6 separate regions of the Mus musculus genome follow, and regions 1, 2, 3, 4 and 6 are each linked to region 5. The links are chromatin loops, found by intact Hi-C in ENCODE. Cell type or tissue: heart. All regions are shown on one strand.

Evidence for each region. A loop is a pair of places that touch in the nucleus more often than their neighbours do. Peaks named below come from ENCODE experiments on the same cell type or tissue, not always from the same donor. Only the 100,000 strongest peaks of a DNase experiment are listed, where the experiment ranks them.
Region 1: it touches region 5 in a loop (3-fold over the local background); 5 of 42 quality-filtered maps call a loop at or near these places.
Region 2: it touches region 5 in a loop (2.2-fold over the local background); 2 of 42 quality-filtered maps call a loop at or near these places.
Region 3: a loop joins it to region 5, with 6 times the contacts of the local background. A loop is called at or near these places in 5 of 42 quality-filtered maps.
Region 4: a loop joins it to region 5, with 8 times the contacts of the local background. A loop is called at or near these places in 5 of 42 quality-filtered maps.
Region 6: it touches region 5 in a loop (6-fold over the local background); 5 of 42 quality-filtered maps call a loop at or near these places.

What each region holds. Positions count from the first base shown.
Region 1 is chr6:32,458,729-32,462,728 of GRCm38, forward strand. The region is part of intron 3 of Plxna4 (plexin A4); the gene reads right to left. Among named protein-coding and RNA genes, the nearest start is that of Plxna4os1, 50 kb to the right of the region's middle. In heart, no CTCF peak of the experiment used is centred here; a DNase peak (open chromatin) is centred at 1,873; H3K27ac peaks cover 1,829 bases.
Region 2 is chr6:32,509,087-32,513,086 of GRCm38, forward strand. All of the region lies in intron 2 of Plxna4 (plexin A4), which reads right to left. It overlaps Plxna4os1 (plexin A4, opposite strand 1), which reads left to right and starts at 2,055. Exons shown (of 2, transcript NR_040277.1): 1 at 2,055-2,359. In heart, no CTCF peak of the experiment used is centred here; DNase peaks (open chromatin) are centred at 1,605, 2,115 and 3,115; H3K27ac peaks cover 1,906 bases.
Region 3 is chr6:32,477,824-32,481,823 of GRCm38, forward strand. The region is part of intron 3 of Plxna4 (plexin A4); the gene reads right to left. Among named protein-coding and RNA genes, the nearest start is that of Plxna4os1, 31 kb to the right of the region's middle. In heart, a CTCF peak has its summit at 1,679 (motif pointing right); DNase peaks (open chromatin) are centred at 1,548 and 3,128; H3K4me3 peaks cover 448 bases; H3K27ac peaks cover 4,000 bases.
Region 4 is chr6:32,586,184-32,590,183 of GRCm38, forward strand. It overlaps Plxna4 (plexin A4), which reads right to left and starts at 2,009. Exons shown (of 32, transcript NM_175750.3): 1 at 1,121-2,009. In heart, CTCF peaks have their summits at 434 and 2,313; DNase peaks (open chromatin) are centred at 338, 1,158 and 2,108; H3K4me3 peaks cover 2,631 bases; H3K27ac peaks cover 2,546 bases.
Region 5 is chr6:32,395,556-32,399,555 of GRCm38, forward strand. The region is part of intron 3 of Plxna4 (plexin A4); the gene reads right to left. Among named protein-coding and RNA genes, the nearest start is that of Plxna4os1, 110 kb to the right of the region's middle. In heart, a CTCF peak has its summit at 1,731; a DNase peak (open chromatin) is centred at 1,736; H3K27ac peaks cover 787 bases.
Region 6 is chr6:32,326,264-32,330,263 of GRCm38, forward strand. The region is part of intron 3 of Plxna4 (plexin A4); the gene reads right to left. Among named protein-coding and RNA genes, the nearest start is that of Plxna4os1, 180 kb to the right of the region's middle. In heart, a CTCF peak has its summit at 2,023 (motif pointing right); a DNase peak (open chromatin) is centred at 2,018; H3K27ac peaks cover 1,339 bases.

The DNA of each region.
Region 1 (4,000 bases), 63 kb after region 5:
GTGCAGTTCCTCCAGGGCTTGGACACAGAGCAAAGTTTTCTGACAATGCTGTTGCCTCTAATAAGACACCATCCTCTCCATTCCTCTTGGGTACCAACTCCTGCTTGTTATCTCTCAGATTTTTCTCCCATCCAGGAAGATGATGACTGTCATTTGGGTCCCTCTACATACAGATCAGCAAACTATCCACAGAAGCTGAGTGCATTCAGGCTTACACAGGAAGTTGTTAAAGGTATGGGGCTGGAATGTAGCTCTGGAACTATGTGGCCTTTTCTGTTCCTTGCTGTCATTACTTAGTGTTTGTCTTCCTAAAACTGAGAGACAACAACAAAGCCCCAGTCTCTCCTTGTTTTCTAGGAATCCATACCACATGGTTCCCAAAGGATGGAGAATGTTCCCACCTGCAGACAAGTCTTCCCACAGAGGCAGATGTTATCTCAGGCTGCATCAGAAAGCCTAGACCATAAATGATTCTGAAACATGAGTTCTGTTGTTAATGGGGAGCTCAAAGGGTCCGTTAATTCCATTACTGCCTCGGCAGCAGCAATGACTCTCATTTCCTTTGTCTCCTTTTCCTCCCCATCTCCAGTCATTCAGTTCAAATAAAACTGGGATAGGGGTGGGGCACCAAGACCAGAACCCTACCATGCCTGAATCAGGTGAACACTCCAGCATTCTCGAAGCAAAAGAATCTTCTCAACCTGCTATAGAATCAAAGCCTTACCATCCCTCAAAAGCTCCCCCTGCCCGTGGTGGGTCTCATTAGCTCTTTCTTAGGAATTCGAGACTAGTTTTTGCATATCCTTGAGTAAGATCTGTATTCTACATTGACCTGGAGTGCTCTGGGCAAGTTAGTGGCCCAGAGGCTCAGCTATATAGAGCAGTTGCTATGTCTCTGTTTTCACCACTCAGGATACCAGCAGAGGTTAATTGTTTCAAACTCACCCAATCACTCAAGGTTTAGAAACCTCCAGAAAGAATACCGACACTTTTAGGTCACCTTGCCTTTATATCTTAGCCTGTGAGGTATGGAATGTATGAGTTCGAAGATCCTACTTGCTACCGTACACATTTAAAACCTGAGATGGGTTCTTCCACCCCACAGGAGACCATGTCTCAAAGGAAATGGAGAGACTAGATCTGGCCAGCCCTGCTCTCTCCAAGTCAGGCTCACTCTCTACAGCTGAGGCCTCAGGTATCCTTGGCTGGGGAATGACTCTGGGCTAGCTGGATTCTCCACCTGTATGCATATGTATTCATTCTCTCTCTCTCTCTCTCTCTCTCTCTCTCTCTCTCTCTCTCTCTCCCACCCCCTACACTCCTGTGTTCCCTGTATTACCATGGACAGCTATGGTGGTATCCATCAGCACTTTCACCAACAAGAACCCATGTGCTGAGCAACGCAGAAGGCATTTGGGAGCCAGACGATGACGGGGATGATGAATGCAGTCCCCAGAAAAATCCAGGAGCTAAAGAACACACAGAAAAAAAATGCGTATTTAAAAACAGAAAAGTCTATTCCCACGTGGAATCTTTAGAGCTTCTTACATTGTTTTCTTATGACAAGGGAGTGGGGGTGGGGAGATGTGCTTTTTTTTTTTTTTAATTGATGTCTGTGCTTTGATGTGCCTGGTGGACTGGGCAGGTGACAAAATGTCTCTGCCTTGGAGAGTCTGTCTAGGAGAAGAAGGCAAGTGGCTGGTCTGTGGGCCCAGTGAGACTTCACGTGACCGAGCATAACCAGGCTCTGACACTGCATCGGCAGCCTGGAACAGACTGGGCATGTCAGACACCGCAGAGGCAGAGCTGTACAAGTTGTGTGTTTATTGGTTGGAAGTACTTTCCTGGAGATAGAGCCAATGATCTCCCTCTTCCGTAAATTAACAAACTGCTGTTTCCTTTATCCTCCGTGTGCACATTCTTCCTAAAAGGAAACTCAGAGCATCAGAAACCGAAGCATGACATCACACTTCCTTCCCCACCAAGCCCCTCCCATTCCAGAAGGGAACACTGGGAGGACACTCAAGAGGGTCTCAGCCTTTTCTCTGTTCTATTTTTAGTTCGGATCTGGCTTCTCCATGGGAGTCAGAACGAAGGCAAGAAGATGCTTTTCCTCCCCTGCTCTGACCACGGGACCATTTCCAAAAGAACTCGAAAATGTTTATCTGTCATCATCTTCCACAGCAAGGCATTCTGGCACTGTGCATTGAGCAAGAAGAATCAGACCAGCATGGCGAGATGGAAGAGCAAGGAATGAAAGGCCAACCACCTGCCTCCTGCATTTGTGTCCCGTCCTCTACGATGCTTTTCAAGTTTTTTCAGGCCTTTCCCACACAGGGAGCTTCAAACATGCCCACCTCTACCAAGCACATATAAGCAAGAAGGAAAGGAAGTGAAATATTCTGACACAGGAAAAATCCAATGGTAGCCACGGTGGGTTGGAGGGAGAGAGGGAAATGCTTAAAAAGGCACAGTAGAGATAGTTTCTAATCTCAGATCCTCCCTGAAATGGTTCCTGGAGAACAGCCACATGCACAGAGCACTGCATGCCAGGTGAGGGCCAAGGTTCTAGCTCCATGGAGTCCTACCAATCATGCCCATAGAGAAAGAAGCAAAGAAAGGCAGACCTGCTATCTGCCTATGAGCAACTCTATTCCAGTCCAAGTTTTCTCGGCTGGGAAGGGGAAGGGGCCAGGAGACATGAGCATCGATGCAAGGGTCAGAGAAACAAGTATCAGCTGCAAGGAGGCTCCCAAGATGGTCGGAAATGAAGGTCCTAATTACATTCCTCCATTGGTGATGACCTTGGGTCACCACACACCAGCAATTATTTACTCTGGCAAAGTGATTAGGGAATTGGGACTAGGGAATGGATACATATTGGGATAGAGACACGTGGGGCTTCCAAAGATGAGGTGGGCAGTGGGAATGATTCTGCTTTTGCATCTGCCTTTTTCCTAATTAGGGTCACCACAAACACCAGTTAGGGAGCTGGGTATCGCCTTATCCTTTTCTGCTTAGCTAGGAGCTCAGAAATGATGAGGAAGACTGAAAAGGAGAATGATGGGTAATGGGCTAAAGAAACAACTTCTCATCCACAGATGCAGATGCAAAGAAGGTATAAGATAAAGAAATTTCAGCAAAGGATGTAAGGAAAGCATTCATATCAGAACTGTAGAGCAGGAGGTTCAGAGAGACTGGAAACACAAGGTGACAGGAAGCCTAAGCTAGGACGAACAGTGTGGTCCAGGAGGAGTCCCACACATGGTCCCTGGACCAGCAGTAACCCCCAGGAGCTTGCTAGAATGCTGACCACTCAGGCCCTACCTTAGCTCCTTTTACTCAGGAACTGCATTAGCAAATCTAGTGATATGGAAGAGACGAGGCCTCTGAAGGAGTCTCACTCATATCCTGAAAAGAAAAAGGAAAAAGCCTGCAAGGTACAGGAACTCCAGCTTCCTAGTCCGTCTTGTGCCTACCACGGTGCTTGAAGTTCATCCTTGAGGTTAGGCTGAGGCTAGGCTTGACTTTCACTGCTCTCCGGCAATGCTGTCTGCTGTAAGCAGAATCTGCATCTGAGTTCATGGTTACTTTGGAAATAGAATTAGGGTTTTTCCACGTGCTGAACAGAACCCCAGTCTTGGCTCCCTGGTGTGGACAGCAGATACTCGCTTATCCAGTGGCCAACTGAGCTCCATGTGTTTATTATAACCTCACCATATATTGTATGCTGTATACTATAGAAGTCACCAATACTGCAATTGGAAGTCAGGGGTGCTTAGTGTACCTACTATGTGTTAGGGCATGTCTTGGGAACTTTGCACACATTGCCTCACTCAACCTATCTGATGGCAGAAGAAAGCAAGGATGTTGATCCTTGAAAAATCAAGGATGCTTAGTATGCCTACTATGTGCCAGGACATATCCCGGGAACTCCACACACATTACCTCCCTCAACCTTGCTGATGGCAAAAGAAAGCATATTCTGAGAGGTGATGTC
Region 2 (4,000 bases), 110 kb after region 5:
TTTAAGGCAGGCAGCCACAGCCACCATTCGAACTATAATTGAGGTGAGGATTGCCACGATGATTAAGTTTGTGTGTTTCCTGGCGGGTACAGGGAAGCAGTGGCCCTGCTCACCAGGCTGAATTATGGGGTAGGTCATTCCCTTGTTAGTGGGGATAAATTTTATTAGCTCCACTCATGTTGCCGTGTATCTTCCTCTCTTGCTCCTCCGGCCTGTGTGTCTGGGTAATGTCGCCTGCATGCAGGATAAATCAGGAGAACAGATCCCATTATATTTTGGAACACTGACAGAGACATAGTAATGACACGGAGAACGATACTGGTTTTCTTTGCTCTCAGGGATGCCGATGTGTGTCTGTGGACAGCATAGGGGGCCAGACTCACTAGGGAGAAGGACCTAAATGGACAGATAGAATGAGGAAAGTGCCCTTGGTTGTCTCTTCCTTCTCTAACTTTGTTAACGAAATGAGAGCAGTTGCCAGTGTGTGGATGTGTGATCATTCCCTTCAGCCTTACAAAATTAAAGGACACTGGAGAGGCAAAGCAAAGAGTGTAGCTTAAAAGATGTCTTTTCCTGGCACAGTGTCTGAGCCCCCATCACGTGTGCATAGAGAAAGGAAGACAGGCCAGCAAACAAGCACATCCTAGGGACTAAGACACCGAATGCAACCTCAGTTATATACAGTCCAAACCTCTCCAAAGAAGATAATGATGGTGTAAATCCATCAATAAACCACGGGGACAGTATAACCAGAAGTGGGGGTGCAGGGTGGGGTTGGGATCATTTGCATTCATCAAGGGGTTCTAAGGGCCTTCCCTTACTTTCTAATAACATCGGTGTGTTTCTTTTTTGCTTTTTATGGAATATATACTGTCTCACCAACTCCTTCCTTAGCATAAAATTAGAGCAGAAGGGGAACTGTTTACTGGCCTTTTGATAGTTCATGAGCAGGTGCTGGCTGAGGCCCAAAGGTCAGGACTCCCTGGCCAGCATCCTTGCCAAGATACCACCCTGTGTAGATGAAATGAATTAAAGGGAACTCTACATCTGGGGTGATTGGTGAGGTACATTCATGTGTTGATGGATAAGATGTCCAACATCCCATTTCAGTCTGTGCTATGCCCACTGAATGAGTCTCATGTGTACAAATACACATACACACTTGTATACGTATGAGAGAGAAATATCACCGTGTTCATGGCTGAGGGTCCTGTGTGAGCAGGAGAGGAAAGAAGCCACAAAGATAAAACAGAGGTGATGAAACATGAAGATAGTGGTTTAGAGCAAGACAAGGAGAAGCAACAAGAGGGGAGATGGACACACGGAAGTTGTGTGCACATGCGGGCATATTTACCAGTGTGCATGACATTGTGCCGAACCTGCAAAGTAATGTCTCAGCAGGGTGAGGATCCATGTCCTTAAGTCATAGCTCAGAAACTTATAGACTGAGTCTCTTGAATGTGTCTGTTTTAAAATTTGTGTGATTCTTGGGTCCCCCCCCCCCAATACACACACACACACTGACCTGCTGGCCTCCCAAGTGGCATCTTGGGAGAACACCATACGCCAACCTTGGACTTCCTCCCACCAGATCTAGCTCATCCCCCAGGACTTGGCCATCATCACATGACCTCAAAAGATCCAGATGGGACTTCTACTGCAATTCCTCCTGACCAAGAATGCCTTTAGACCTGGATGCCTAGTACTGGAGCTACATTGTGGGGAGACATGGGGGTGGGCAGGGAGGGAACTTCTGTCTTGGGGTTGCCTTACCACTGGCATTTGAAGTTTAAATAAGGAAATTGTGTACTCAAAGGGCTTACAAGGAGTGAGGGCTTGCAATGTGTACCTATTTCACGAACTTGTTTAGTGGTTTGTAGTGTTGACAAGATTGGTTGGAATGAGAAGGGGGGCAGGGTGTGGAAGAGGAGGAGTTCCTGGACCAAGGGAGTGTGAGTGCCAAGCAAAGAGAGGAACCCTTGCCTCTCACCATAACAGGAAACAAACCCATGTAGTCAGAGTCCAGCTTCCTGCTGACAGAGAAACGAAAACAGCACAAGCAGACCGGCTGAGGCTGGCCTGGGACAGCTGCCTGGCTATTCCGGATGCTCGTTTTCACGGGGTTCAGGATCTCAGGCGCCAGGCAAACCTGAGTGACCAGCTATGCTGGGACACAAGGCCAGCATGAGTGCAAGGGGATAACCCTGCCTACTTCCTAGGACTACCTGCTGTGTCTGGGAATCAGTTGAATCACACAGCATGTAGGGATGGAGTCCTCCTTCATATCAACGGTGTATGCTGTTGGGCAGAAAGTGAAAATGAAGCTTGTTCTTGTACCTCTGGGACCCCCATGGAACTGGTAAGGCCAGTGGGTAAACCTTCAAGTCATATGGGAGCTTGGCCCAGCCATAGTTCTTCCAGAAAGGCCTCTGGAATCTTGGGAGAAGTTTGCAGACTGCATTAACTTGGAGAGTCCCATTTGTACCCAATACTCAGTGTCTAGGACCACACATTCCTAGATGGTCCTTGCACAGGAACCTTGCCAACCCAGACAAGTTCTACTGGCCTTGCACTGAGACATGCTATGGGAGAAGTAGTGGGCTTGAGATTCAGACACACAGTATGCTCTAGACTGTAGAACATACTTAGCATTAATTACATAATACTAACCTCAGTGCTTGACTCTCTGTCCCTCTATGCCCTTGGGGATTGGAGCCTGACTATTCTGTTGCTCTGTAGGACTCTGGGAACAATGAAAGAGGGGCATGAAGCACATTGCACACTGGCAGGGCAGGGCTATGCAAAGCTGTGGTGGTCCTCACCGTCTACCCCCAGTATGAGGGCCTGATAGGTGACTGGTGATGATTCAAAGTAAGAGTCCCTGCCCCATGGACCCACTTGTTTGTTGTTTGTTTGGTTTGGGTTGGGTTGGGTTGGGTTGGGTTTGGGTTTTTTGGTTTTGGGTTTTTTTTTTTCCTAGCAGAAGGTCACTCTGAGGTCAAAACTCACAGAGAAGAGGAAGTGGTCTGTATCCACTCTGTGTCTGCTTCCCACTATCAGCCCTAGACTGGTCCTGCCGGGTGCTTCTCAGCTGGTTTCAAACTCAGACTTCAGGAAATGGAGTGATAGACACTCCCTTGACTACAACCTTTGTCCCATCTACAGGGTGTAGTGATCCACTTCCCTTTCACATTCCTGGAGACTGAGGTCTTTCCTTGATCTTGGCCAGTCTGTTGCCTAGTTGCCTAAAACATTCCCAGGATTTAAGATGTTTTCTCTACTCCTTGACTTACTTGGAGCCAGAGGCTAGGGCTCTATAAGGGAACTCAGCAAACTAAAGAGGGAGAAGAATGTAGGGAGCCACGTCTAGGACAACCCCTAGACTCATGAAGGACACAGACCCTTAGCTCGCAACAATGTCCTCCCCAAAGTGGGCTGTCTATTTCATATTAGAACTGTCAAGTTTCTGTGGGAAAGGCTGGCCATCACAGAGTCCTAGCATAAGACAGAAAAGGTAGATTCTCGGTCCCATAGCCTTAGAGGTGTGTGCTCTATAAGCAGAGATTTGCAGAGACCCTTTGAAGTAGGCTACAAAGGGGGCCAGAGCCAGGATCAGTGGTGAGAAGCTACAGAAATACAAATTAAATCAAATTGGTTAACCCTCCTAGATGCCTTCCTAACAAATTGGCCTCAGGTTAGACTCCTTGAGTCCCAGCACAACCTAAGACCCCAGCCATATCTTTCTAGCTCTCTTATGCCTAGGCTCTCAATGAGATCTTCTGAGCATTGTATAGGTTCTACTGCCTTCATTATTAGGTCCTTTTTCCATTTGGATTAGAGATGAACAGGACACAGGAAAAGAAAGGCTCAGAAAGCAAAGTTGGAGGATGCTTCCATCCCCAAACACCTAAAGATGCCTCACCAGCTCCCACAGTGTCTATATCCAACACAGCCCAGGCACTGACACTTGCAAATGTTTCTATACTCATAGCCACTCAGT
Region 3 (4,000 bases), 82 kb after region 5:
TGGAAGAAAGTAGGAGAGGCGCAATGCTGTTGGCTTTAGGGATGGAGCAGGACAGCACTGGCCAAGGAATGTGAGGGCCTCTACCAGCAGTTGCAGGCCAGGAAACAGATTGCCCTCAAGAGCCTCTAGGTAGAAAGGAAGCCCTGCTAGCACCTTAGTTTTAGCCCAGTGACACCTGTGTGGCATTCTGACCTCTAGGCAGTAAGACAATAGCATTGGCCTTAACTCAGCAAGCCCCTGAAATGTATTCACAGCAGTAGGAACCTAGCATATTGCTGGTCCATGGTGAGGCAGGTCCCACCCTCTCCTTGTCCTTGGGCTCCCCTGAAGGGGCTACTGACTTGAGATTTCCAGCAGAAAAGCTCTTCTGCCTCTGTTGGAACCCCTAGGGATGACCTAGAAGTTAGCTCTCATTCAGCCCCCTGGCAGGGAGCAGAGCTCTATCTTCCCTTTGAGTTCTTGGGGGTCTGGTTTGTTCAAGGACCCACCAGCTCTTGTTACTAACTCCTGGAACTCTAAAGTATTTGCCAAAATGGAGGGAGGGGCAGGGGGAGCAGAACTCTCACCCTCTGATCCCAGTCACCCACCCGATTACCCTTCCTGCGTTAGGCTCCCAGTGACTGCATTCAAAGGAGAGCAAAGCAGGACGTATGTGTGCTGGCTCACCTTGTACAGCACTCCCTACCTTGTTATTTGCTTGCTTGTTTATTTTCCAGACTCTTAAACATACTGTGCCATCTTAAACCACCCAGCAGGACATACCTGCAGCATTTCGAACCTTGTCTGATAAGCCAAGCATCAAAGCCACGTGTGTGGGCATGGGTTTCTCAGCACCTGTGCTTAGTAGGAAACTCAAGGAAGTTGTTAGCTTTAAGCCCCTCTGCTATCTCCCAAGAGGTCAGTCGGAGTCAACCTGGCATTTCTCTTCCCCCCCCACACACACCCCTAAGATTCCCTTCCCTTCCCTCATACTTGCTTTTAACAAATTTTTTCCATATTTTCATTTCTTTTTCTTGGACTACAGAAAGGTCTTTGTAAGCACAAAGCCAGATCTTGCCTTGCTCAGAAATATTTTCCTCACTGACTCTTGCTTGTTAGTTTTAATGTTTATCCTGGTCAATTGTTCCAAACATGAAATACCCATCTCTAAAGGGTTCCTCAAACCTGCCCTTGTTTTTGTTTTATTGTGGTGGTGGTGTTGTTTTGTTTTCAATATCTTCTGTATCATCTTACCTAAGCTTCAGACTGACCCTGTAAGCTGCCAAGATCTGCTATGAGTAGAAAAGCAAACGCTTGATACAGAGAACCCCGTAGGATCAAAAGACAGCGGGAAGAATTGTCTAAGGAAGAAAGAAAGCTCCTCTCACCAGACAACAGTGATCACAGCAAAAGCTAGGGCAGATCATTCCGCAGACCTACCCATCCCCCTCCTGGCTGACTACCTCCCAAGCCAGGCAGGGGCCCTGGAACCCAGTTCCGGGCTGTCAGCAGAGATAAATTTAGCACCAATGATCTCATCTTGCAGAGCAGCCTCAGGGCCTCAGAGTGCTCAGGGAAACATCACTTGGACAAGCTGAGAAGTGACAGACACTACTGGCCCCTACAACATAGGTGGCAGGCAAAAAGTTCCCCTTAGAGGGACACTAAGCCCATGAGGAGCAGTGGCCAGAGTGTGGCCAGCAGGTGGCAGGCTGAAGGAGCTGAGACATGGACACCCTGAACTTCCCAGGGTCTCCCAGACCTGGGCAATGAAGCTGAAGGCTCACAGCAAGTCCACAGATGATCAGAACTGCTAAGATCTGGATGAAGAACAAGCAGTGCCAAGCATTCTCACTGTAGAGATATGGCCCATGTCCCAGCAAGTCCCTCCCTACCCCATCAGGATATTATGTGGTGGAGTATTTATAGATACAACAGTGGGCAGAAGGCAGAAGTGGCTGGAGCCCATTGCTCTGCCTCCTGCCAATAATATAAGCCCAACAAAGAGGACAATCTCCCTTGTCCTTTACAGAAAAGAATGGAAACTTGTCACAACTGCAAACTTTCAAGTTCTTCCACTGAGATAAGCTTCCCTTTCTGGCTTGCCCTGCTGGTGACTTGCTGACCAGTTCCCCCAAGGTTTCTTAGTATGTGTCACAGTGAGGCTTTCGGTTTGCAGATCCTGGAGTAAAACATTTACGAGGGTTCCAACCACTGGGTCATGGTGCCAGGACAGTTCTTCAGCTGGAGTAAGGTTTCTTGGCTCCAACCTCTGCAACCACAAACCTTTCTGATGGAGGGAGGATGGCATGAAAGTCACTCAAGAGAATGGACTTGACACTTGCAAAAAAGGACAAAATAAGCAGCTATTTCTAGGAGGTAGGTCCCACCCTAAAGTGCAATGCATATTATGCTATTAAAGGGGATGGGAAGTGATGAGAAATAGATGTTGTCACCTAAGAAAGGCCAGGCTCACATCTCAACACACCAGGGCCACCCCATGTCAGTTTCAGTCACATTAGAGGAAATCAATTCCCAAGAACAAAGGCCTTCGGTTTGATCAATGCCATTCCTGGGAATCACCCAGGACACATAATTGAGGGGCTGTCAGAGAAATCAAAACACACTGAGAAGTTGGGGTGATCACCAAGGTCTAAGTCCTTCTGCCGGGGGGCAATGTGAGCGATGTTACAAAAGAGAGGAGAGTGTCACAGGCAAGAGAGTAGGGTGGACAGCACTTTTGCAGGTGAAGAGTTCAAAGCTTCAAAGAAAGGTGGTAAGATACAGAGCCAGGATGAACGATAGTGCAGACAGTTAGCCAGCAGAAGGTCCCACAGGGTAAGGCACAGGGTAAGGCACAGAGGAAAAGGCCAGTACTGTGTCAAGGTCACACCACCTGGGGTCTTGACGCTTTAGAGGGAGAATTAAAATTAGTCTGGATTGTTCTACATTTATTCTTAAAAGTCAAAATGATATTTTTTTTTCTGTTCTCTTAATTAAGCATAAACTTATAAATCTAGGGCCTTGTTTCCGGGCTATGGGAAGTGGAGGAGGGAGTCCAGAGTCTCAGCTTCCTGAGCTCTGCCTGTCTCCTTCTCCCAGGTCATTGGTTCCAGGAACAATGCCTCCCTGCCACAGGGACCCAGAGGGCTGCTCAGCTGAGTCACATGGCCTCTTCTTCCCTAGGATACACACACACACACACACACACCACTCCCACTCCCACCCAGCCCCATAAGGGCTGGCTAAGGCATCTATTTGGAGCTTCTGATTGTCCCCTGGTTATGCTGACCTCTGAGGATTTCCTACACTCTGCTGTCCTACCTCACCCCAATTCACACGGCTGTTCATATCCCTGAAGGTTGAAGTTGCTCCTTAGAGCTATACCATACAAAGAAAGTCAGAGATATTTGCTATCCTCTTTTATATTTTCTCCTGCTGTATAAAAAGCAAACAAACAGTCTACAGGGTCTGGGGAGTAGTGAAGAGTGCATGGCATGCAAGCAGGAGGACGTGGGTTCAGATTCCCAGCAGCCATGTTAAAAAACTGGGCATGGACTATGAACCTCTGTAGCTCCAATATGATCTGTGGGCTCACGTGCCAGTTAGCTTGACCAGAAGGCCAGTGAACACCAGTAAAAGACCCTGTCTCAAAGGAATAAAGTAGGGAGCAAGACAACTGACATCCTCCACAGGCCTTGACACACACACACACACACACACACACACACACACACACACACCTACACACGTGTGCACACACAAGCTAAACAAATAACAATCGATGGCTTTATCATACAAGAGGAGAAAGTTGGAACATGTATGTAATCAATTTGTCTCAAACCTGAGGTGTAGCCACAAACAAAGTTGAGATTTTCCAGCTGTCACACGATTTCCACAACACCCAGGTTTGACTATAAACAGTTCAGATGCATGGCCAGCTGCAGATACAGACCCAAGCAGATGCTTAGACAGAGCTAAGTGCCTTAGAATCGGGAGGCAGTGGCATGGCATTCAGCGA
Region 4 (4,000 bases), 190 kb after region 5:
GCATTCAGAGGATCTAGACTCTGGGTTACACTAGTAGCCTAAGGTACCTAGAATACACTAATAGACCAAATACCTTATAAAGTGGATATCGTCTTCACAGTCCTTTCTCCATTAGTCTAAATCCATCTCTACTCTCCCTCCTACTTCTCAGACACACACCCCAAAAGACATGTGACAGGTGTTAACTAAAGGCGCAGGGGGGAGTTGCCTCACATACACACAGAAGGATAAGGAAGTGAGGGGTTGGCCGCAAACATGTGTCCCTTAAGCCCTGTCTCCTTGTTGTCTACCGGTGACTGGCAACATGAATAAGGTCTGATCCTCCTTAAAGGACCGCAGCATCCTCCCTAGACAAGGAACACTCCTCTAGCTTTGATGTTAAAGCCCCTCCCTGACTGAAATCCCGGCGCATTCCGGGGAAGCAGTGCCACGCTTCGGAAAGGCGTGTGTGCTGCCTTTACTGGGGAATCGCAGAGTCTGTTCCATATGCGCCGCCCTACAGAACTGCAGCCCCAGTTGCCTATGTGGCCTCCTCCCAGGCACCGGATCACCAAGATCTCCAGTTCTCTGCCCTTTAAATATCTCTCTGCCTTTCTCCTATTTAAAAGCAAAAAATCTCCGGGTGTCCAAAAAGCTAAGGGGCACAATTGCACTGGGCGGGTCTCATAAGACCTCCCATGACTTCTCCTGTCTTATAAAAACCAGTTAGGAAATGAAAGGAGCTAGAAACAGCAAAATCGTTCCCTCATCCTACCAGGCTGGATAGGAGAGTCAGTCATTTACTGAATCCCACCCTGAAAGTCCTGGGGAAGAGAAGTCTAGGTCCGGAGAGGAGAAGAACACGGGAAATCCCTGCTCCGGCTGCGATGCACCTACGCGGGTGTCCAGGTGGGACGTGGGCAGGTGCGTGAGCGCAGTGTGTGCCTGTGTGTGAGTATGTGTGTGTGCGCGCACGCGATTTGTGTTTTGCGTGTGTGTGTGTGTGTGTGTGTGTGTGTGTGTGTGTGTGCGTGTGTGTGTGTAGTGGGCTGCCTCAGAGCAGGCGAGGACTCCGGGACCGGACTCGCCACCTCCGCCCGCTCTGCCCAGCTGGCCCTGTGCCCGGCCGGCGGCTCCTTACCTGGAAGCGCGGCGTTTCCCTCCTTCAGCCCCAGCGCCGCATTGACACTGCAGATGGTGCCTGTACCGCTGCCTCTCGCCCTCCTCTGAACGTGTGCGTGTGCGCGCGTGTGGCTGCCTCCTCCAGCCCCAGCCCCGAACGCAAATACTCCACCGAGGCACGGGGAAGCCACGAGCAGCAGAGAAAAACGGAGGGGGCCAAATCAGAGCCTGCCGGGCTTGACAGCTCCTCTTGCAGCGTCCAAGGTGGGCGTAATGTCCAACAAAAAGGTCAGGAAATGAAGATCAATTCCAAGCACCCCTAGCTTCCATCCAGCCCCGGAGCCCAAGCAGCGACAGCGGTGGCTCTCAGGGGCTGCGGCGGCGACGCGGGGCTGCCCCCCTTCGTCCCCACCCCCGCGGGCTGAATGTCCTTGATGCCAAGCGGGCACGGCGGCGTCACTCCGCGCCGCCCATGCTAGCCGGGTCGGGCCGCTGCCCGGGCGCGGCGGCGAGTACGTTGGGGACCCGCCGGGGAGCGCTCTCCGATCCTCTGCGCGCCTCCCTGGGCAGTGACGGCCACCCCCTGGCAGCCCGGGGCTGGCTGCGCCGCTGTCGCCCCCAACCCTGGCCGGGGACTAGCCGGGCAGTGCCCAGGGGCCGGGGCTGGGGGGCCTCGGAAGCCGCCGGCAGCTCCCCGGGGAGGCGCGGAGCTGCGGTGGTAGCAGCGACGGCGGCGGCTAGCGCTGCGGCGGCCAAGAGCGCGGCCGTAGTCCAAGCCGAGCCTCCCAGGCGCGTCCCCGGCCCCCCGGGCGGGCTGCTCGCAAAGTTTGCAGGGGGCAGGGAGCGGGGCCGCCGCTGGCTCGGCCGCCGCCGGAGCTCCCGGGCTGCCTGCTGCCGCCGCGGCTCGCTGCTGCTGTGCATTGAAGCCCGGCCAAGCGCTGCAAAAACTCCAGCTGCCTGGCGCTCTCTGGGTCCTCCTCTCCTCCCTCCCGCCCTCCCTGCTTCCCTTCCTCCCTCCCTCTCCTCGCCTCCTCCCCTCCCCGCCGCCCGCGGCCCGCCGCCGCCGCCGCCGCTGCCGCCGCCGCCGCCGCTCCCTCTCTGGCTCGCTAGCTGGCTCGGAGCTCGCGACTGACATCTAGACCAAGGTAGAGCGGCCGGCAGAGGGGGCAGGGGGCGCTTCCCCGCACGCTGCCGCCACTGGCCCGCCTGCTCTTCCCCAGTGTGGACGTTTGCAGACACCCCCTGGGTCTTCTTGGCTTCCTCGAGTCACCCTGGCGGTGGAGACACAGGGCAGAGTGGTGCATATATGGTGCCACCAAGTGCACTTGGATCGGGGCATACTCCCAAGCAGGCATGTGGTGCAGGCGGTCAGAGGCACTTCTGGGTGTTCCTAACAGACACCAGCCAAACATACATCCATTCCTAACCTAGAATCCCTGTCCAGCCCCACCAACCAAGGTAATCCTACACAGAGCACTAGAGGATGCCCAAACCCAAGGTTTCTTCTAGTCCTAGGACAGAAATGAATGGCCAATGCCACAGAGCTTGTTAGGTAACCTGATCTGTCCAGAGGCTGACCTTGCTTCACTGTCTCTGAAGCCCTAGGTCCTGGGCCATGTCCTAAACATAACCCAGACATTGCCAACATCAGAATAGTTTCAGAAGCCCAAAGGAAGAAATCCAGAGGTTGCTTAAATTGAGAGAGCATCTGGCAGGCAGGGAAATAGGTGAGGCTGCACTATCTAGAATATCTCTACAAAGACCCCCTCCAGTTAATGAGCCCAACGACCAAAATAAATAAATAAAAATAAAACAATTTTCAAAAGGATGCCCACCTATTTGTCTACCCAACTCTGCATGCTAAGTTCAAGGAAATGGCTCTGTCAGCCAAGTTCAGTAAGACTAGCCATTCATCAAAGAAAGACCTCTCCAGGAGCTTATGGTTTGGGGTTCCTGACCCACTCTCCCATGACACTTTCTTCAACCTCAGTCACTTCCTGCGCATAACTGTCCCTCCCACCAAAACCTCTCAGAATCTGCTTACTAGGAAAAGGTTGACAGTGGTATAAATTCCTTCCCCTTCTTATAGGGGTAATGTTTTCACAAACATCAAAGTTATACCCTCGGTAGACTTTCGAGGTGACAAGTTGGACAAGCTTCCGGGCAGGTAGCACACTTGGGTCGGGTTGGACTTACCACCCAGGACCTTGTTGAAAGTGCTCCCACCAGAAGGACACAATGAATCAAGTGTAAGCATGAAGAAGCCAGCCAGCCAGACATTTCTCTAGTTACAGGGTGTTCCAGGAGACAGCATGGAGCCCTGTTAGGCTCTGGTTGTCTGCTGAGCATCGCATGGCCCAGAAGACAGCAAGGGTTATCTTATTAGCTCCCTGTAATACATTGATCTGGCTCCTCTCTTCTCTGAAACGCTGGATCCCAGACCCAAGATAAGCACACAATATCAAGTTAGTTTCACAAGCCCAGAGAAACACAGAACAATAACTCCATGTTGCTGCTGCTTTGACATCCTCCTTCCAGAACTAAGGGAGCCCCGGGGCCAAGTGTCTGTCTGACATGACGCCTCAGAGACACTCATGCAAAATCAAAGGAAGCTGTCCCCACAGGTCTTAGTAAGGCTTGCCTCACCAGGGCCTAAACTCACTCAGAAGAGTCTCCTGAAATTGGCACATGACACCTTCATAACAGGCTCACCCCAGAAGTGACAGCCTAAAAGCCCCACAGAAAACCCACCAGGCTGCTTAAATAATGCACTTCACTAAAGGATACAGGAGATCCGATTGTCAGTTGGCTGTAGGGGACTTATGTGAAAATGCTCAAAGGGAGAGGAAGTAAGAACTTACTCTAAGCCCTTCTCAGCCAATCATCCAAGCAAGTCTTT
Region 5 (4,000 bases):
AAGCAGAGAGACAGCGACAGAATCCTTCCCCCTTCCCACGGACTCAGACATGATCATGATGCAAGCCTGGATCACGCTGGGGACGACGCTGGCTTGTCGGTTCCAGTTTCAACATCCAAGGTCAATACCACAGTAAGTTCATGAAGTTTGACTTCTCCATGGAGGTGACAGTTGGAGACAGACCCACAGAGAAACTGTTGGTGAGTGGAACCTGGGGCTACCTGCCTCTGAAGGGAAGGGCAGGGCGAGGTTAGTACCAGGCCAAGAAAAGATGCCTTCAAGTATCTTAGCAGACATGGGGCATAGCACACAGAAGTATCCTCAAAACCCCTAACTCCCTTGCTTTCCCTTTTCAGGAAATGTGTATGCTGAAGTTGAGCTTCACACAATGTTGTGAGTCCCTGGTTAATGAGGTCACTGCCATGGGCCAGATCCTGAGTCAATCAGAGAGCTTAGCATATGACCCTGGGTCTGTGCATCACACCTAACCCCAGGAACTGGTTTAGTAAAGCTGGGTAGTGACCTGAGTTCTAAATAGCCAGAGGGAACAGGAGGCTCACAGCTATACCAGCCTCTAGAGCTGGGCGGGCAGACACTCATGCTGACACCAATTTTACATGTGTTCTTGCCTAGTACAGCAGAACACCACCCCCAGTTAGTCCAATCACCTTTCCTTTGTCTGGTTGTAACCACAAGCTAGCAACGTTCATCTTCTTCACTGGAAAAAAACACTAGAAGCACCACCATATGTAGAATCTCTTTTTATATAAAAGGGGGAAAGCATGAACGTACACAGATGCACACCCATGTGTACACACACACACACGAGTTTCTCAATGGCACATCCTCCTGTGACCAACATGATACCTCACTCACAAATTACACAAACTGAAGGATGAAGCAGTGTAGGATCATCCAATAAATCATAAGCACACATCAAAATCTAACCCCTCAACTAAACCTGGGCCTGATCAACATCATATCAGTTTTGAATGCTGGAGTGGTTGATCTGCAAATGATGTGAGATCATTTGGAGCATAGTTATTCACCACTGATCCCTTTGCTCTCTGAGTGATTGTACTTTAATTAACATTTAGTAAAGATTGTGAGATCATCCATGAAGCGGCTCTATGTAGGGGATTCCCTGAAGCTCAGAAGAGAAAGGCAAAAAGAACCCCGTCTATTGACAGGCAATGAAAGCTGGGCACAGTGGTGTACAACAGCAATCTCAGCACTTGGGAAGATGGAGAAAGGATTGTGAGTTTAAGAGCAGCCTGGGCTATTTAGTGAGACTCAGTCTCAAAAAACAAAACAAAGCAAGCAAACAAACAAAAAGCCTAGATGATTGACCAACAACTGACTGACTGACTGACTGACTGGCTGACTGACTGACTGACTGACTGACTGACTGGCTGACTGACTGACTGGCTGGCTGAATGACTAAATATTAGAAGGGTCTATCAGCTCTTCCACTCAGGACCAGACATCAAGGCTGGAGAATGGGAGGAAGAAGGCAAGTTTGAAAGAAGACCCGCCAGTCCTGCCAGTCCTCACTCCCCGGGGTCATCCCACCAGGGCTGGCCAGTATGCCTGACAGCTCACAGTAGTCCAAGAGCAACAAAGACCTCCTCTGCTGAGAGAAAACCAGACTATGTTTTTGTCTCTAGCCACTCCCCCAGCAGCCCGGGTCCTGCCAAAGGACTGCAGGTCAAGCCTGGGAGAGCTCCAGCTGGCCCGGTTCCCCTCATAACTGCACTTGGCTTCATTAACCCAGCCCTCCCCTTCCAGCCAGTGGGGCAGGAAGCCTTCTCTGGGCCTGTTTTTCAGCCTGTTTTTTCTCTCTCTCAGAAGTGGGGCAGATGGTTGCCACAGTAGAAGGAGAGCCCGCTGGGAAGGGAGAGAGTGAGCTGCCCAGGTTTGGGATGGCACCTCAGGGCTTTGCACACAGGTGACCTGGCACCCAGTCTCCTGGCATTTCCTGGCACAGCCCTCCTGATAAGCTTAACCTTTGTCTGAGATCACTGGAATTCTGCCTCAGAAAAGGAAACACTGAACTGAGCGTGGAAAACAGGGGGAGATGGGATGATGCCAAAAACCTTGCTGGAAATCCTTAGCAGGGATTACCGTCTCCAGGATATGTTGCCCTAGACAGGGTACTTTTGTCCGGGAGCTCAGAACATCTGAAAGTCTCAGAGGTATTCTCTAACCCGAGGCTTCTCAAACTTTCTGTGGTAGAGAGCCATTTGGTGAAAATTTTCCAGTCTTTCGTAGAAGGATACATTTGTCAAATACCAAGCAAATGACTAGAAAAAATAAAATAGCAAATGACAGCATGCAAATTCATTGGGCATACCCCCTGATCCCGAACAATATCGAAGTGCTGTGTGCATTTCCAAGTCTTCACCCTCTGATATCTGCCCTGAACAGACCATTAACACATTGTTCACAGACCATACTTCGGTCTAGTCTAGACTCAGTATATGGTTCAAGTACCCAGAGCTTCGGAGCGCATTAGAAATGCCCAATCTCATGTGTCACCCAAGACCTACTTAGTGAGAATTTTGCATTCTCGAAAAGCACACCCCCCACCGAGTAGTTTTGAGTATGATACCCACCATTTGAGATATGGTGGAATTGAGCAGGCTCATTGTTTAATGCACTACAAAAGGTTTTTTCACACTCAACTTAGAGATGTCTTTGAGTAAAAAAGGTACTTTGTGTTAAAGCATCTTAGCAGAGGGGCTAAAGGAATGGCTCCGTCGGCAAAGAGCTCCTCTTTAAAAGATAAGGCTTGAACCCTAGGACACATGTGACATAAAGCCAGGCATGGTGGCATATGCTTATAATCCCAGCATTGGGGAAGTGGAGACAAGCAGATCGCTGTGGGTTGCTGGCAGCCAGCCTGACCTACTTGGCAACTACCAGGCCAATAGGAGACTCTGGAGATGGAGAGCAGGGCAAAGAGGGAGAGATAAAAAAAAGTGAATGAACAAGGTAGATAGTTTCAGAGGAACAACATATGAAGTGGTCTTCAGGCCTCCACACAACACATATACATATGTGCATATACACCTGCACACACAAGAGCACATGCATATGCATATACACATATACACATACATATACACATATACAAAAGCATATTAACTATGTTGGAGTAGAAGGCAGGTGTAAAGATGAACTCTTTTATGGATATTCGGTAACTGAGCAGAAACAAAGCAGAGAAAATGTGGAAGATGGAGACCCCCACCATGGCCGGATGATACTGTGGCTTAGAAGCTTCCAGACAAGGAATGCCATACAGGCTAGATCAACAGTGAGCCAGAAGAGTAAGAGTGAGGGGTGACAGATGGTTCAGAGCTGCTGTGAGGATAAGGAGCATTTCATAGGGTGATATGATCTGAGGTCAAGGAATGGGGGGCGACTTGATGCAGTAACTGAAAGGGCTGGCCTGAGTGGAGACAGTAGTCTATTTATTTACATCACCTCTATTGGCCAGCTGAATGTTATTCAAGGAGTTGGTTACCAGTCACTAGGCTATGCACAGTCAGCTGTAACTTCTCCCCTAATCTGTTTGGGCCATTTAAGGCTCTCCATATCCTAGTCTGTCTCCAGCATAGATCCAAAGAGGCTGGATGCTCCCAGGGTCCTCTCTGCCCTTCCATCTTTCTACATGCCACTGCCTCTGCCTCGGACTGCAGACTTGTTTCAATCAATTTCCGCTGAGTGGCAGGTTAGTATTTCCTTAATAAAGCCAACCTGTACAGGAGTGAGAAGACAGTCATGGTGGCCTGAGCCACCCCTGAATTCTCTGAGCATCATATAAGTATGACACTGACATCAGTAACTAATCCCCAATAGGAGATTCTTCCCATTCTCCAATATTAATTCTTTGATACGGGGTAACCCTTGAAACTGGGGTCTTCAGTGATCACCATTCCCAAGTCATCCAGTCAGTCTGTTTCTCTGCCTGAGACCAAAATGAGAAAAGCAGTGTTTA
Region 6 (4,000 bases), 69 kb before region 5:
CGGAGTACCTTCCCGTTCTCAACAGAAACTGAATTAATCAATTTAGGCTTCTGGAAAATGGTAGGTTTCTTATTTTAATTTCCCTCTCCCCTGATGGAATGGTGGTGGGGAGTAGAGGCCCTGAACTCTCACAATCTAGTAAGATTTTAAAACACAGATTTAAAACTTCTCTCTAGAGCATTTACTCAACAGTGGTTTCACACCTCCAACTTTGAAGAGGGTTTTCATGTAGAGCACATAGGTGGCCCTTAGAGCCTTGGGGTGAGCCAGCTTTATAAAGAGTCCTTAGGTACCAGCCTTCTAGCAGATGCGTGACAAAAAACTGGATGTGAAATGACTGTACAAACCCCTGTTACCACTGCAGCTCGCCGCCAGGTCTCGTGCACTAAGCCTACTGCCATTACCATGTGGCCTGGACATTCATTTTCCTTTCAACAGGTTCACAAGTAAAGCATTAGAGACTTATCACAGAAAACCCACTCTTTAGTCCTCCGCCTCCCCCTTTGGATCAATGAAAAATTTGCATGAACAAATGAGGTGCTATAAATCTTACCATTTCTCAGACCTAGGTATATACTATTGTGTCGTGTTATATTTAATTAGGCTGCATTGGGTTAAATGTACTGTACTGGAAGAGACTGAACTGGCTTCAATTGGACTGGAGTAGACTAAGTTAGGTTGGGTTAGATTAGGTTGAATTAAGTCGGGTTGAATGGAATTGAATTGGGTTGGCTTTACTGGTCTTTGTGTGAATTAAGCAAGTTTGGATATACCAAGTCTTTCCTGATTGCTTACATTCTGTGGTATCCAATACTCACTCGATAACTCTTGCTGAGCCACAGTGGCCAAGATGAGAGTGGTGAGAACACAGTGGGGCCCCACAAGCAAAGGATAGTGCCACATTGTCTGAACACCAGCTTCGGAGACCCTCCTAGTTGGTCCCTTTCCTTAGCTGGCTCAGGTTGCAACCAATCATCCAAGCTGCTTCAAAAGGGGATAGGGAAGAAAGCCAAAGTCGGGGAGTGAAGAGCCAGAGAGAGCAGGCAGGGCGTGGGGAGGGGTAGGAGCCAGGCAGCTGAGTTTGCATGCCAGCAAGCAATCTCTCAGAGTAGGAGAATCTGACTCCTGGGAAAGACTGTGATCTGTTTTCCCTCCAGACTGGGGTAACTCGGTCAATGAAACTCAATCCTGATTGGTTGTGACATGAGGTCATAGACAGAGGCAGGGCAATGTCAGAAGTTCATCTACATACAACAAGTGGGCTTGCAGGTGTGTGCAAGGAAGGCAGGTAGGCGGGGAGGGCAGAATAGCCCCTGGGGAACTGGCAGCCGTTCTAATCAAACAGGCCAACATGCCTGCCCAGAATTCAGAGCACCCGAGGGGGTCACAGTGAGCTTGACCCTTTGGTAACCCTACTCACTACAGGGGAACTAAGGCACGCGGGGGGTGGGAGGGGGATAAAAAGCAATAGTGCTCCAAATCCAGAGCTTCAGGGGGAGAGATGTCTAATTATTCTGTGCTCTGTTGTTTTGGCTATTGGGGGCTCGATGGAAGGAAGATCAGTGCTCCTCTCCCTGGGGCTGGGAGTCAAGGTTCTAGACCCACTCTCCTCCTATCTCACAGAGGGAGGAGCTCCACAGCTCCCACTAACACCTTTGCTTCTTGGTCTCCCCATCCCAGAAAATAGGAAGGAGGAAGGAACCTTTTAAAGCATCTAGTCATCATCATGAACTTGGCTTTCCCTCTCTCTTCTCTCTCCCATCTCATCTGTCTCTTAAGACAGAAATCTAATACATCTGTGCTCACTATAACAGATAACCCCAGCTGCTGCTGCAGGCTGCACAAGACTGGGGGGAGGGGCCTGGCTAGGGAGGTGTGTAGATGTGCATGTTTAGTATATAAATGGCTACGAATGTGTGCATGCATGCGTACACCCACGTGCCTGTTCATTTGTGGTTTTCTGAAGCTGCTCTTTAAACCCCTGTGGCATCCCCGCTGAATCTTGCATCTCCTCCTGCAGCCAGTAGGTGGCAGAGCTGCAACAGGCCGCTGATTCCAGTCCGATGGCACCAGGGTCAGGACGAGGGAGGGAAGACCTGTCCAGTAAGCTCCCCCTGCCCCAAGGTGTCCTATGGAGCAGAGGTCCTGAGCAAGACGATTTAAAGGAGAGCTAGCCAAAACGCTTTTGAGATCTCTGTATTTCTTGATCTACTCCTTTCTGTCTTCCCTAGGTTTATCTAGAAAGGGAGACTTTTTGTTGGTGGTGATGTTGCTGGCATGTGTTTGTCTGTTTTATTTCTATTTTTGTTTTCCACGACTGAGAAGCATCTGCAGTGCGGTTTTTACACTGACTGGACAACAACACTCTGCCTGTGGAGTTTATGACAGGGCAGCTTCCAGAGGGGTCCCTTCCTTTTGGATTATCACTCATCAGAGCTATAGGGACCTGGGAACTTGAACTTCAAATAAGCACTCCTGGTGGTCAGCTGGCATGCTGAGTCCAGGGAAACACTAATAAGAAAGAAGCCTGTAATATACAGAGCCACCTAGGGCAGTTTTCAGGTCTTGTCATTCCTAACCCTTCAGCCTGCTTCTTTCAGCTACCTGTACCCACACTCCTTCATGCCCCCCGGGGGGGGGCGGGGGGGGCAGGGCTTCAACTCCAAATCTTAATCACCTAGCACTTTCCTCTGGCGCACTCCCAGGGCTATGAGATTCCTGTGCTTCTCCACAGGACTTAAGAGGACTACCTGTCCTCTAAGAAGGTTTTCTCACACTACCAAGAGGAGACCCTGTCACTCCAACCTTGCTCCTGTGCCCCCCTCATGCTCCTGCATTCCTGGCCCCAACGGAGTCAACTGTCCTGGTAAAAAGGTTCCACAGATGCGTGACCCAGAGCTGCGCTGACAGATATAGAACCAGAGCATCTCCCTTCAAAGACAGCATAGCATGAGACCCAAACAAAAGAGTCACCCAAACAAAAGAGCACAACACAGAGAGGCCCCCGAGACCGTGTATACCAGTTTACTCTGACTACACTAAAACAGATGGTTCCAGACTCAGAAAGGCTTTTCTCAAAATACTCAAATTCTGAAGTCTCAAGTCATGGTTCCCGAGAGGTCACATCTCTAAAAAGGCCACTAGAGTCCTCCCCTTCCTACTTCTTGTGACTACTCCTAAGCCCTGCTGTTCCTTGGCTGGTGGCAATGTCCCTTCTTCCCCATGTCATCCGCCTTAATGTCTGCTTCCTTTGGCTTCTGCAGATGCTGCGAGCCTGTCAGATTCCATCCTAGCTTGATTCCACCCATAAAGAGCTTATATCCAAATCAGCCATCGTACATGAACACCAGAAGTTAGGAATTCACCTTTTCTTTTAGGGGACTGCAGTTCAACCCATAGAGGACTAGAAACCAAAGGAGCACGTCTTTCACTTCTTCCCTTCTGTCTGGTGAGAGGGGTGCTGAGATGGAGTCTCAGTAACTTCCCCGCCCTCCACTTCTAAGAGGGTCCAAGTGTTTCTTTTGGTGGATACAGTATGAAAACCACATTCATATACATCCCTCGGGATACCCTAGAAGAATTTAAAGCAAGAAGCTTCAGGATCCCCTGCTAGAGCTTCTGAGTGCTGGCCTGGCCATTTTCCAGTGACCTCTGGGAACTTGACAGACATGGAAACTCTGTGGACTCAGTCAGAAGCTCAGGGAACCTAAACCAGTTAGCATCCTGCACTGGATAATCCTTGATGCTTTATTATACTTGAAGTGATGGTTCCAGTCACAGAAGACATGAGAGTGTCCCCAGCAATAGCCAGCAACCACACATCACTTATTGCCAAAGATCTCCCCCATCCTTCTGTGCTCTGTGGCAGGCACACCTCTCCCGGAGGCCCTTTCATGGCCTCCTGTGAGCAGCTGGAGAATGTTAGCCATCCACTCCTCCCATGATCACAGCCAGCCTCTGTCTCTCCTTACCTGGCTGCCCTCATACATACTTGCCTGTC